Linked DNA regions of Homo sapiens: region 2 is linked to region 1. Evidence: read pairs that join two places in POLR2A ChIA-PET (ENCODE). Cell type or tissue: MCF 10A. All regions are shown on one strand. Links, peaks and the distances in the headings refer to the core of each region. The heading gives the core; the rest is flanking DNA.

What was found. Peaks named below come from ENCODE experiments on the same cell type or tissue, not always from the same donor. Only the 100,000 strongest peaks of a DNase experiment are listed, where the experiment ranks them.
Region 2: POLR2A ChIA-PET joins it to region 1 with 5 read pairs; 11 of 35 experiments call an interaction of 5 or more read pairs at or near these places.

The regions. Positions count from the first base shown.
Region 1 is chr1:44,922,158-44,927,523 of GRCh38, forward strand. It overlaps EIF2B3 (eukaryotic translation initiation factor 2B subunit gamma), which reads right to left. Exons shown (of 12, transcript NM_020365.5): 5 at 4,471-4,582. Among named protein-coding and RNA genes, the nearest start is that of EIF2B3, 62 kb to the right of the region's middle. In MCF 10A, for the core only: a CTCF peak has its summit at 3,095 (motif pointing right); DNase peaks (open chromatin) are centred at 2,804 and 3,094.
Region 2 is chr1:44,805,083-44,810,448 of GRCh38, forward strand. It overlaps PLK3 (polo like kinase 3), which reads left to right. Exons shown (of 15, transcript NM_004073.4): 14 at 184-297; 15 at 405-908. The coding sequence ends at 596. It overlaps DYNLT4 (dynein light chain Tctex-type 4), which reads right to left and starts at 2,269. Exons shown (of 3, transcript NM_001377534.1): 1 at 2,243-2,269; 2 at 1,702-1,756; 3 at 811-1,597. The coding sequence starts at 1,586. The coding sequence ends at 921. It overlaps BTBD19 (BTB domain containing 19), which reads left to right and starts at 3,441. Exons shown (of 8, transcript NM_001136537.3): 1 at 3,441-3,824; 2 at 5,131-5,344. The coding sequence starts at 3,739. RefSeq lists enhancers at 738-1,588, 1,589-2,438, 2,032-3,231, 2,706-2,955, 3,290-4,139 and 3 more. In MCF 10A, for the core only: no CTCF peak of the experiment used is centred there; DNase peaks (open chromatin) are centred at 2,359, 2,769, 4,269 and 5,209.

The DNA.
Region 1 (5,366 bases), core at 310-5,309:
CCCGCCTTGGCCTCCCAAAGTGCTGGAATTACAGGCGTGAGCCACCATGCCCAGCCAATTCCATATAAACTTTAGGATTGTTTTTTCTATTTCTGTGAAGAATGTCATTGGTATTTTGATAGGGATTGCATAAAATCTATAGATTGCAGCCAGGCATGGTGGCTCACGCCTGTAATCTCAGCACTTTGGGAGGCCGAGGCGGGAGGGTCACCTGAGGTCAGGAGTTCAAGACCAGCCTGGGCAACATGGTGAAACCCCATCTCCACTAAAAATACAAAAATTAGCTGGGCATGGTGGTGGGCGCCTGTAATCCCAGCTACTTGGGCGGCTGAGGCAGGAGAATCATTTGAGCCCGGGAGGTGGAGGTTGCAGTGAGCTGAGATCACACCACTGCACTCTAGCCTGGGATATAGAGCGAGACTCTGTCTCAAGACAAAAAAAAAAAAAAAAAAATCTGCAGATTGCTTTGAGGAGTATGGATATTGTAACAATACTGATTTTTTCAATCCATGAACATGGAATATCTTTCCATTTTTTGTGTCCTCTTCAAATTCTTGCATCAATATTTTATAATTTTCATTGTAGAGACCTTTTGCTTCTTTGGTTAAGTTAATCCCCAGGTAATTTATTTTATTTGTAGCTATTGTAATAGAATTACTTTCTTGATTTCTTTTTCAGATTTTTTTTTTTTTTTTTTTTTTTTTTTGAGACTGAGTCTTGCTCTGTTGCCCAGGCTGGAGTGCAGCGGCACCATCTCGGCTCGCTGTAACCTCTGCCTCCCAGCTTCAAGCACTTCTCATGCGTTAGCCTCCCAAGTAGCTGGGACTACAGGCACATACCACCATGCCTGGCTAATTCTTTTTCAGATCCTTTGCTGTTAGCATATAGAAATACTACTGATTTTCATATATTGACTTTGTATCCTGGAACTTTACTATATTTATCAGTTCTAATAGTTTTTCATGGAGTCTTTAGTTTTTTCCAAATACAAGATTATTTCATCTGCAAACACAGATAATTTGACTTCTTCCTTTCCAATTTAGATGCCCTTTATTTCCTTCTCTTGTTTGACTGCTCTAGCTAGGACTTCCAGTACTATGCTGGGTAACAGCAGTGAAAGTGGGCATCCTTGTCTAGTAAGCTTTCTCAAAATAGATGCATGGAAAACAAATGTCTAAAAAGTTCTCATTCTACTCTCATATTTGATTGATAGTTTGATTAGATAGAAATAAGAATGTTAAAGTCATTGTTTATAGTTGCCAGTATTGCTGTTAGGAAGTTCAAAGCTATTTTAATTCCTTTGTATATGATATCCTCTCTCCTCTCCGGGAGCTTGTAAGATCTCTTTGTTAGCAGTTATAAAATTTCACAATGATAACCTTGGTATGTTTCTTTTCTCCATTTTACTGGGAACTCAGTTTCCTTTCAGTCTAGAAACCCAGTTCCTTTTATCCTCAGAAAATTTTAAAAATTATTTCACTGATGTTTTCTTCTCTCCATTTCTTTCTTTCTAGAAATCCATGTTCTAATTCAGAGGCATTAATTCATTAATTACATTTAATCATCTTTGTATTTCATTTCTATGAGATTCTAATTTCTTTCTTTTCCTCCCTTCCTTCCTCCCTCCCTCCTTCTCTTTCTCTCTTTCTTTCTTTCATTTTTTTGAGACAGGGTCTCACTCTGTCACCCAGCCTGGAGTGCAGTAGTACAATCATGGCTCACTGCAGCCTCAACCTCCTAGGCTCAAGCAATCCTCCAACCTCAGAGATTCTAATTTCTTTCCTTTTTTTTTTTTTTTTTTGAGACAGAGTCTCGCTGTGTCACCCAGGCTGGAGTACAGCGGTGCAATCTCGGCTCACTGCAAGCTCTGCCTCCCAGGTTCATGCCATTCTCCTGCCTCAGCCTCCCGAGTAGCTGGGACTACAGGTGCCTGCCACCACACCCAGCTAATTTTTTGTATTTTTAGTAGAGACAGGGTTTCACCGTGTTAGCCAAGATGGTCTTGATCTCCTGACCTCGTGATCCCCCCGCCTAGGCCTCCCAAAGTGCTGGGATTACAGGCGTGAGCCACCGCGCCCAGCCAGAGATTCTAATTTCTTAAACGATTTTCTTTTTTACCTAGATCACTGATATCTCAGACCATTCCTCTTTGTCAATAATTTGATTTTCAGTGGTGTCTATGCCATTCTTTAGCTATTTTAAAATTTATTAACTCTGTAATAATTTAATCCTTTTTTTGTTTGTTTGTTTTTGTTTGTTTTTTGAGACCGAGTCTCACTCTGTCGCCCAGCGCAATCTAGGCTCACTGCAACCCCTGACTCTTGGGTTCAAGCAATTCTCCTGCCTCAGCCTCCCAAGTAGCTGGGACTACAGGCACATGCCACCACGCCTGGCTAATTTTTGTATTTTTAGTAGAGACGGGGTTTCACTGTGTTAGCCAGGATAGTCTCGATCTCCCGACCTTGTGATCCACCTGCCTCTGCCTCCCAAAGTGCTGGAATTACAGGCGTGAGCCACCATGCCTGGCCAATCCTCTTTTTTTTGGTTCTATAATATCCTCTTTTTTATCATCTCATTACTGAACTTTTATTTATTAAATTCATGTTGTAATAAGTAGTTTTATGGTTATACAGTTGCATAGTTTTAAGAAAATTTCTTCTGTTTCTTGAGTTATATTCTTTTCAGGATAGCTTCTTTGTCTTTTACGGGACATTTTTCTTGCTTTCATTTTGTTTTCTGTAGTATATTTGTACAGCTGACATTCTGATTCTTTTGAGCTTACTCATGCTTGAGTCATGGCTCTGCCCAGATGTTTTATTTGTTTTGATATAACATAAATGAATTCTCTTTTCCTTCTGTATCTGAGACCAGCTACCATGTAAGTACTGGTGTGGAGAAACTGGGGCTCTTATGCACTGTTGGTGGGATTGTAAAATAGTGAAAATGCCATGGAAACAGTATGTAGTTTCCTCAAAAAATTAAACATCATAGTTCTCTACCATATGATCCAGTAATCCCACTTCTAAATATATATCCAAAAGAACTGAAAGCAAGGTCTTGAAGAGATGTCTGTACACCCACGTTCACTGCAGCACTATTCACAATAGCCAAGAGGTGGCAGCAACTCAAATGTCTGTCAGAAGATAAATGGATGACAAAATGTGGCTACATACATACAACGGAGTATTATTCAGCCTTAAAAAAAACGAAATCCGTTATATGCTACGGCATGGACAAACCTTGAGGACATTATGCTAAGTAAAATTAGCCAGTCACAAAAAGACCAATATTGTATGATTTCACTTAGATATTTAAAGTAGAATCGTGGGTAGCAAGGCCTTGCGGGGAGAAAAAAATGGGGAGGGGAGCTGTTGTTTGATAGGTATAGAATTTCAGATTTGCAAGATGAAAGTTCTCGAGATCTGTTTCACCACAATGTGAACACATTTAACACTACTCAACTGTTCACTTAAAAATGGCCACTTAGGGCTGGGCACGGTGGCTCACTCCTGTAATCCCCAGCACTTTGGGGGCTGAGGCGGGTGGACTACGGGTCAGGAGTTCAATACCAGCCCAGCCAATATGGTGAAACCCCGTATCTACTAAAAATACAAAAATTAGCTGGGTGTGGTGGCACATGCCTGTAGTCCCAGCTGCTTGGGAGGCTGAGGCAGGAGAATCGCTTGAACCTGGGAGGCGGAGGTTACAGTGAGCCAAGATTGCACCATTGCATTCCAGCCTGGGCAACAGAGCAAGACTCCCTCTCCAAAAAAAAAGGCCACTTAGAATGGGCCGCACGGTGGCTCACGCCTGTAATCCTAGCACTTTGGGGGGCCGAGGTGGGCGGATCACTTGAGGTCAGGAGCTAGAGACCAGCCTGGCCAACATGGTGAAACTCCGTCTCTACTAAAAATACAAAAATTAGCTGGGCGTGGTGGCGCATACCTGTAATCCCAGCTACTCAGGAGGCTGAGGCAGGAGAATCACTTGAACCCAGGAGGCAGAGGTCGCAGTGAGCCAAGATTGCACCACTGTACTCCAGCCTGGGTGACAGAGTGAGACTCAGTCTCAAAAAACTTAAAACAAAAACCAAAGCCAAACCAAACCAAACCAAAACAAAACAAAAAAACAAAGGTTACAATGGTACATTTTATGTCATGTGTTTTTTTTACCACTTTTTTTTTTAAAGGGGATTTATAACACTGTCAGAAAGACAGTCCTGTTCTCCTCACAGCTGCTTTGCTTTACTCTTTTGCAGGATTTGGCTCTACCTTGGCAAGAAAAGACAGGGAAACAGGCTTATGCAGTGAAGAAAAGCCTTCATCCTGTCTCATGGGAAAAATATTCACATACTTTTGTCAATTTCACACAGTATAGTCTAGTTTTCATTCCCTCTTTCCCATCCACTGGGTGGTTTTATTTTGTTTTAAGACAAGGAGAATTGCCAGAAGAAAAAACCCTAGGGCTTACTTCTGTAGGATGGATCCCTTAATGACCAGCTCTTCATCCAAGTCTGCTTCATTAGCCATGAAGAGCAGCCTCTTTCCTGTGCTGTCCACTCCAATGAAGTCACGCTGCTCCACTGAATCATACAAAAGAAAAAAAAAATCAAATAAAGCCATTTGCCCTGCCTGTATGAATACACCAGGGAACACAGTATCTGCTCAGTGCTCTTGGAAACAACACAGGATTGAAGGGTGGGTGCAGTGGCTCACGCCTGTAATCCCAAGACTTTGGGAGGCCAAGGTGGGTGGATCACCTGGGGTCAGGACTTTGAGACCAGCCTGGCCAACATGGCGAAAGACTGTCTCTACTAAAAATACAAAAATTAGCCGAGTGTGGTGTTACGCCCTGTAGTCCCAGCTGCTTGGGAGGCTGAGGCAGGAGAATTACTTGAACCCGGGAGGTGGAGGTTGCAGTGAGCTGAGATCGTGCCACTGTAGTGCACTCCAGCTTGGGTGACAGAGTGAGATTCCATCTCAAAAAAAAAAAACAGGATTGAGATGAGAGAGGAGCTATAATAAGTGCGTTAGGCCATTTTGCGTTACTATAAAGAATCTGCAACTAGGTAATTTACAAAGAAAGATTTATAATTTATAATTGTCTCATGGTTCTGCAGGGTATACAGGAAGCATACAGGAGGTTTCTGGGGAAGCCTCAGGGAACTTTTTACTCATGGCAGAAGGTAAAGCGAGAGCAGGCTGGTCACATGGCAAGAGAGGGAATAAGAGAGAGCTGGGGGAGAGATGCCATACACCTTTAAATGAGAACTCACTCACTATCACAAGAACAGCACCAAGCCATGAGGGATCCGCACCCATGACCCAAACACCTCCCACCAGGCCCTACCTCCAACACTGGGGATT
Region 2 (5,366 bases), core at 248-5,247, 120 kb before region 1:
GCAACAGAGCGAGACTCCATCTCAAAAAAAAAAAATAAAGAAAAGAAAACTAACCCATCCTGATCCCTCTGATTCCCCCTTGGTGGTGGTTGGGGTTGCTGAAAGCTAGAGGATAAGGCATACACTAATGGGGAGGGGGCTGTCTCACGCTGGATCAGTGACCTGCCCTGATCCTGCTCCCAGGGTGGAGATCTGCCCAGTGTGGAAGAGGTAGAGGTACCTGCTCCGCCCTTGCTGCTGCAGTGGGTCAAGACGGATCAGGCTCTCCTCATGCTGTTTAGTGATGGCACTGTCCAGGTAAGAGCCTATCCAGGAGTTGCGGGAAGGTCTGGGAGGCCCAGGGTGCTGGGGAGGAAGCTGGGCCCGGAGCCTAGGTCCTGACCACTGTCATGCTCTGTGTGCAGGTGAACTTCTACGGGGACCACACCAAGCTGATTCTCAGTGGCTGGGAGCCCCTCCTTGTGACTTTTGTGGCCCGAAATCGTAGTGCTTGTACTTACCTCGCTTCCCACCTTCGGCAGCTGGGCTGCTCTCCAGACCTGCGGCAGCGACTCCGCTATGCTCTGCGCCTGCTCCGGGACCGCAGCCCAGCCTAGGACCCAAGCCCTGAGGCCTGAGGCCTGTGCCTGTCAGGCTCTGGCCCTTGCCTTTGTGGCCTTCCCCCTTCCTTTGGTGCCTCACTGGGGGCTTTGGGCCGAATCCCCCAGGGAATCAGGGACCAGCTTTACTGGAGTTGGGGGCGGCTTGTCTTCGCTGGCTCCTACCCCATCTCCAAGATAAGCCTGAGCCTTAGCTCCCAGCTAGGGGGCGTTATTTATGGACCACTTTTATTTATTGTCAGACACTTATTTATTGGGATGTGAGCCCCAGGGGGGCCTCCTCCTAGGATAATAAACAATTTTGCAGAATTGGACTCCCCCTCACTCGCAGTAGAGCCCGTGGACCGTGGCCACCGCGAAGAGCGAGGTGTTGGTGTAGGAGACCGAGGCCAGCCCATCGCGCGCCACGTCCCAGAGCGCACGGCTGACCACGTGAACGCCCTGGCCCGCGCGCGGCCCCAGCACCACACTGCATACCAGCTTGTAGCGTGGCGGGCTGAGCTCGCGCAGGCGAACGTGCACCTGCTCGCAGAGCTCCCGCACCAGCCGCGCGGCCTCGTCGCTGGAGTAGCACGCGTCGTGCAGCCCTGCGGCCAGCGCCGCCTCCAGGGCACGCTGTGCACGCGCAGCCTCCCAGCGCTCCCCGGGCACTGGCTCCGTGCGGTAGGAGGGCGCCACCCAACGGGCGGGCGCCAGGGGCAACCCTGAGAAGCTGACCCTTGAGCCCAGAGGGGGCACCGGGCCCAGGGATGGCCGCTGACCCCCAGGACCCGCGCCTGGCCCGACCAGCGAGTTGCGGCGGGAGAAGGACGCGGCCAGGCCCAGCATGGAGCCCCGGCGCGAGGCCGGGGCTGGACCTGGACCTGCCGGTCGGGCCTCATCAATGCTGGGCAGGCAGCCTCGGGGCCGCACCGGTGAGGGTTTCCGCCCGGAGTCTTTGGCATTCTCCTCCTCCTGGCGTCCCGGGGGCAGAGGCCTGCTGGCCATGGACCTGCTGGCTGGAGGAACCACACTCAGGGTGGCCTTCACCAGGCATCTGTCTACCCACCCCAGCCTCTTGCTCAGTGATGTCAAGGGTTTTTACCTTCTACCCCCTTCTTACCTGTGTTTTAGAACAAGTGGATCAGATAGTCCCAGGCTGCCTGGGTTCCTAGGTGCTGAGAAGGTTAAAGGCTGTTAGACACATGAGCAGGGGACAGGAGGCTGCTAGGACTGGGATCCTCGGCTAGTCCTTGCCGACTGAGCTCCTTCTCTGGGCACTATGGAAGTTAGCCAGGTACGCTCGGAGTCTTAGAGACTGCCATTTCTCCCTTCCACCCGACTTCTCTGGAAGGAGAGGCAGGCCTCTGCCTCAGCCTGGACTGTGGAGGCAGAGCCTCCAACCCCTAACCAGGAAGGACTGACAGACTCAGCTCCTTCAACCCCACAGATCCTTCCAGCCCTGGGGGTGTTGAATCCAGTCATCTTCCACCCAGATCTACTCTAGGGTGGCTGGCACAAAGATCTCCCCTACACCTGGCCCAGGCTGAGGGCAGATGACTCATGAAGCCCCCTTCCACCTTCTGCCTTTGGCCTCTGATCCCACTTCCTCCAGAATCAGTTCTGAGATGGCTGCCCTCTGCTCCCGAAACTCCCTCAGGCACCTGAGTCACCCGCAGGCTTTGGCTTCTGAGTTCTGTCCTGGCTGCACAGCCCTGGCCCCGCTGGCCTGAAGGGCAAGTGGGAGGGGAAAGACCTGTGTTGTGGAGTTGCCATGGGTTGCTAGAGCAAACACTCCTCCCTCCCAGGATCCCTCCCTCCAGTCTGGCTCTGGCTTAACCTGAGAGCATTGTTGCTGTGAGCATGTGCTGAGCATGGGGTGCCCCTGAGTCATCAGGGAGAGCGGCCGACAGGGTCTTGCAGCTTAGAGGCAAACTTCCTAAGCGCAGGCAACAGAGGGGCAGATGTAGAGCAAGGCTGTGGTCAGAAAGGCTTTGTCCTACCCCAGGACTCTTGAGCCAGGGCCCATTTTCTCCCCTTGTGGAATGGCCAGATGACTGGCCATTCGTGAACAAGTCACAGAGGCCTAGGTTAGGGGGAGATCTTGAGGCTGCGGGGGTGGTGGCTCAGGAATCCAGAGTCTGGGCCCACAGGAAGGAACACGTCATGGCTCTGTTGTCTCCCCATCGGCCTCGACAAGGACAAACATTTCCGCTCCCGGCGCAGAGTTAGGGTGGGGCTTGGATGACTTCCTCAGTTCAGGGCTATGTGCGGGGGAGGGGAGGCCCACTGGCTCAGCTGGTAGGCACCAGGCCTTATAAAGTGGCAGTGACTCGGCAGTGAACCCCGAGTCCAGCCTCGTGACCTTTGCTGACCCAAGTGTCCTGGGGCTTGTCCCTAGCTGGCTACACCTCTAGTACCTAGGTTTCCCCAAAGTTACATTTCAGAGATGGCAGAGGCTGTGACACCTCTGCCAGGGCTGACAACTCATGTGACTCCTCCTCTGGCAGGGATGGGACTGTCCCCTCCCAAACAAGCCAGGTCGGGGCCCTGACCCATCTATGGGGGCGAGGATTTTCCCTGTTGAGTGGGGGTTTCCCCGGCCTGGCTAACCGGATCCTGACCCTGTGTGCCTGTGGAGGAGGGAAGGGTTAGGAGGGCAAGGAGTTTGAACTCTGAACCTAGGGCAGGCTCAGCTTCGGGGGCTAAGACCCTCGTATGGCGCTTAATGCCCCTCTAAGGGCTGAAGTTTTCCCTGGGCCTGCCCGGGAGATGGGTGGAGTCTCTTCTCAGGCCAGCTCCAGTTTCCATGGAAACCCACAGGCTTCCCACCCCGTCGGCTGCCTGGGCAGACTCCCAGCCAGGGCCTCTTTCGCCGCCGCCGCCGCCGCCAGCCAGCCAGCTTCTTCCCAGGACCATAGGCCACTCCAGCCTCAGCTTCTCCTGGCCCCCTCCCTGTGTCTGTTCCTGTCCCCGAGCCTCTGGCCTCTGATGCCTTCAGGAGCTTGGGCCTCTCCTGCTCCACTCCTAAACTTCAGCTTCTCAGCAAACAGGCCTCCCAAGTCCCTGCTTCTCCCTCTCAGGCCTTGCTAACCTCACCAGCTCTAGGGCCTGGCCAGGCCTCCCAGGCTCCCTCCTCCACCCCAACCCCTTCTCACTCATGGAGCCCTTGGGACTGGTCGTGCATGGGAAAGCTGAACCTTTTTCCGCAGCACTCCGAAGCCTTGTCAACAACCCGCGATACAGGTGAGGGGTGGGCCCTGCCTGCGGGTTTTTCTTAGCTGGCTCTGTGGGCCCCAGGACTCTAAGGAGGCCCTGGTGAGAAGAGGCTGGGAATTAGAACTTGGCCATCCTCCCTGGTGAACTTAGGCTATGGGGAGGTCAAATGTGGAACATGGCTACTGGTCACTCAGTGTCTGTGAGACCCTGAGGGCCAGAGGCAAGGCTGGCGGGGTGGAGCTGCTGTGTGAGCTCAGGCAAAGCCCTTCCTTCTTTGGACTTTGGCCCCTGGCAGAAGAAAATGATTCTCAGCCCCTGGGATCCTTAGAGATGGTGGGTCATGATTCCCCTCCTCCCTCCACTCACTCAGCTTGGTATTGAGGCCTCACTGCTAGAAGAAGAGGAACAGATGACCTGTTCTGGGAACTGAGGCTTCACAAGAAGAACAAAGCTCCAGAGATTGAGCCATAGTCCCTGACAGGAAGCCTCGGGGGTGCTGGCTGCTCCCTGCTGGCCGGGATGCCAGTGGTGTCTGAAACCAGGGGTAGAGTTTACAGGAGGCCGGGCTGCTCAGGAGAGCTAGAATGAAGTTCTCTGTCCTCATGGTCTCAGATCTGAGCTCTTCCCCAAAGGGTGGTGACTTCCATCACCCTGCTTCTTTGGGGTCACAGTCTGGTCTGGGTAATGTGAACCCCCCAGGCTTTGGACCTGGGACTAAGAGGCTCTAGGAGGCTCCAGCCTCATCTGCCTCCTATCCCCTGCCTTGTTCAGAGGCCCAGAGCTGGGGCCGGAAGTGATCATGAAGATGGAAACTGTGGTCTGGCTCATGATGGTGCATCACTGCTGTGTCTGTTTGCAGTCGTTGTGCACTCTGTGCCCCACACCCCCACACCCTCCTGTCTGGAGGAGGGCTGAAAAAAAGCTGAGTTTGCAGCTGGTGGAGGAGGAGCCAAAAGAAGCTTCCCTGCCCCCAAGACTCAGGCTGGGGAGGAGAGGGGAAGGTGGGATCAACCTTGCTTCTATTAGCCCAGATGCCCCTCAGTAATCAAGCATAGTCATCTCCTCTGAGACCTGAGGTTTAGGATTATTGTCCCATTTCATGGGTGAGAAACCTGAGATTCAAAGATAGGAAGTCACTTGCCTATGGTACCCATTAGGTGGAGCTGGGACTAGAACTCAGGGCTTTGGGTCCCAGACCTTCTGCTGGAGGGACGAAGCCCTGTCTCTTACATTCTGGTTAGGAAACTAAGACCCAGAGTGGGCAAAGGCACAGCCCAAGTTGCACTCCGGGTGCTGGCCTCCTCCCCGCTGCCTCTCTGCCTGTCTCCCACAGTGATGTTTGCTTCGTGGTTGGTCAAGAACGGCAGGAGGTATTTGCCCATCGGTGCTTGTTGGCCTGTAGATGCAACTTCTTCCAGCGACTTCTGGGCACAGAGCCAGGCCCCGGGGTGCCCAGTCCTGTGGTGCTAAGCACTGTGCCAACTGAGGCCTTCCTGGCAGTGCTGGAGTTCCTATATACCAACAGTGTCAAGCTGTACCGCCACTCTGTGAGCCTGCTGACCAGGGGCC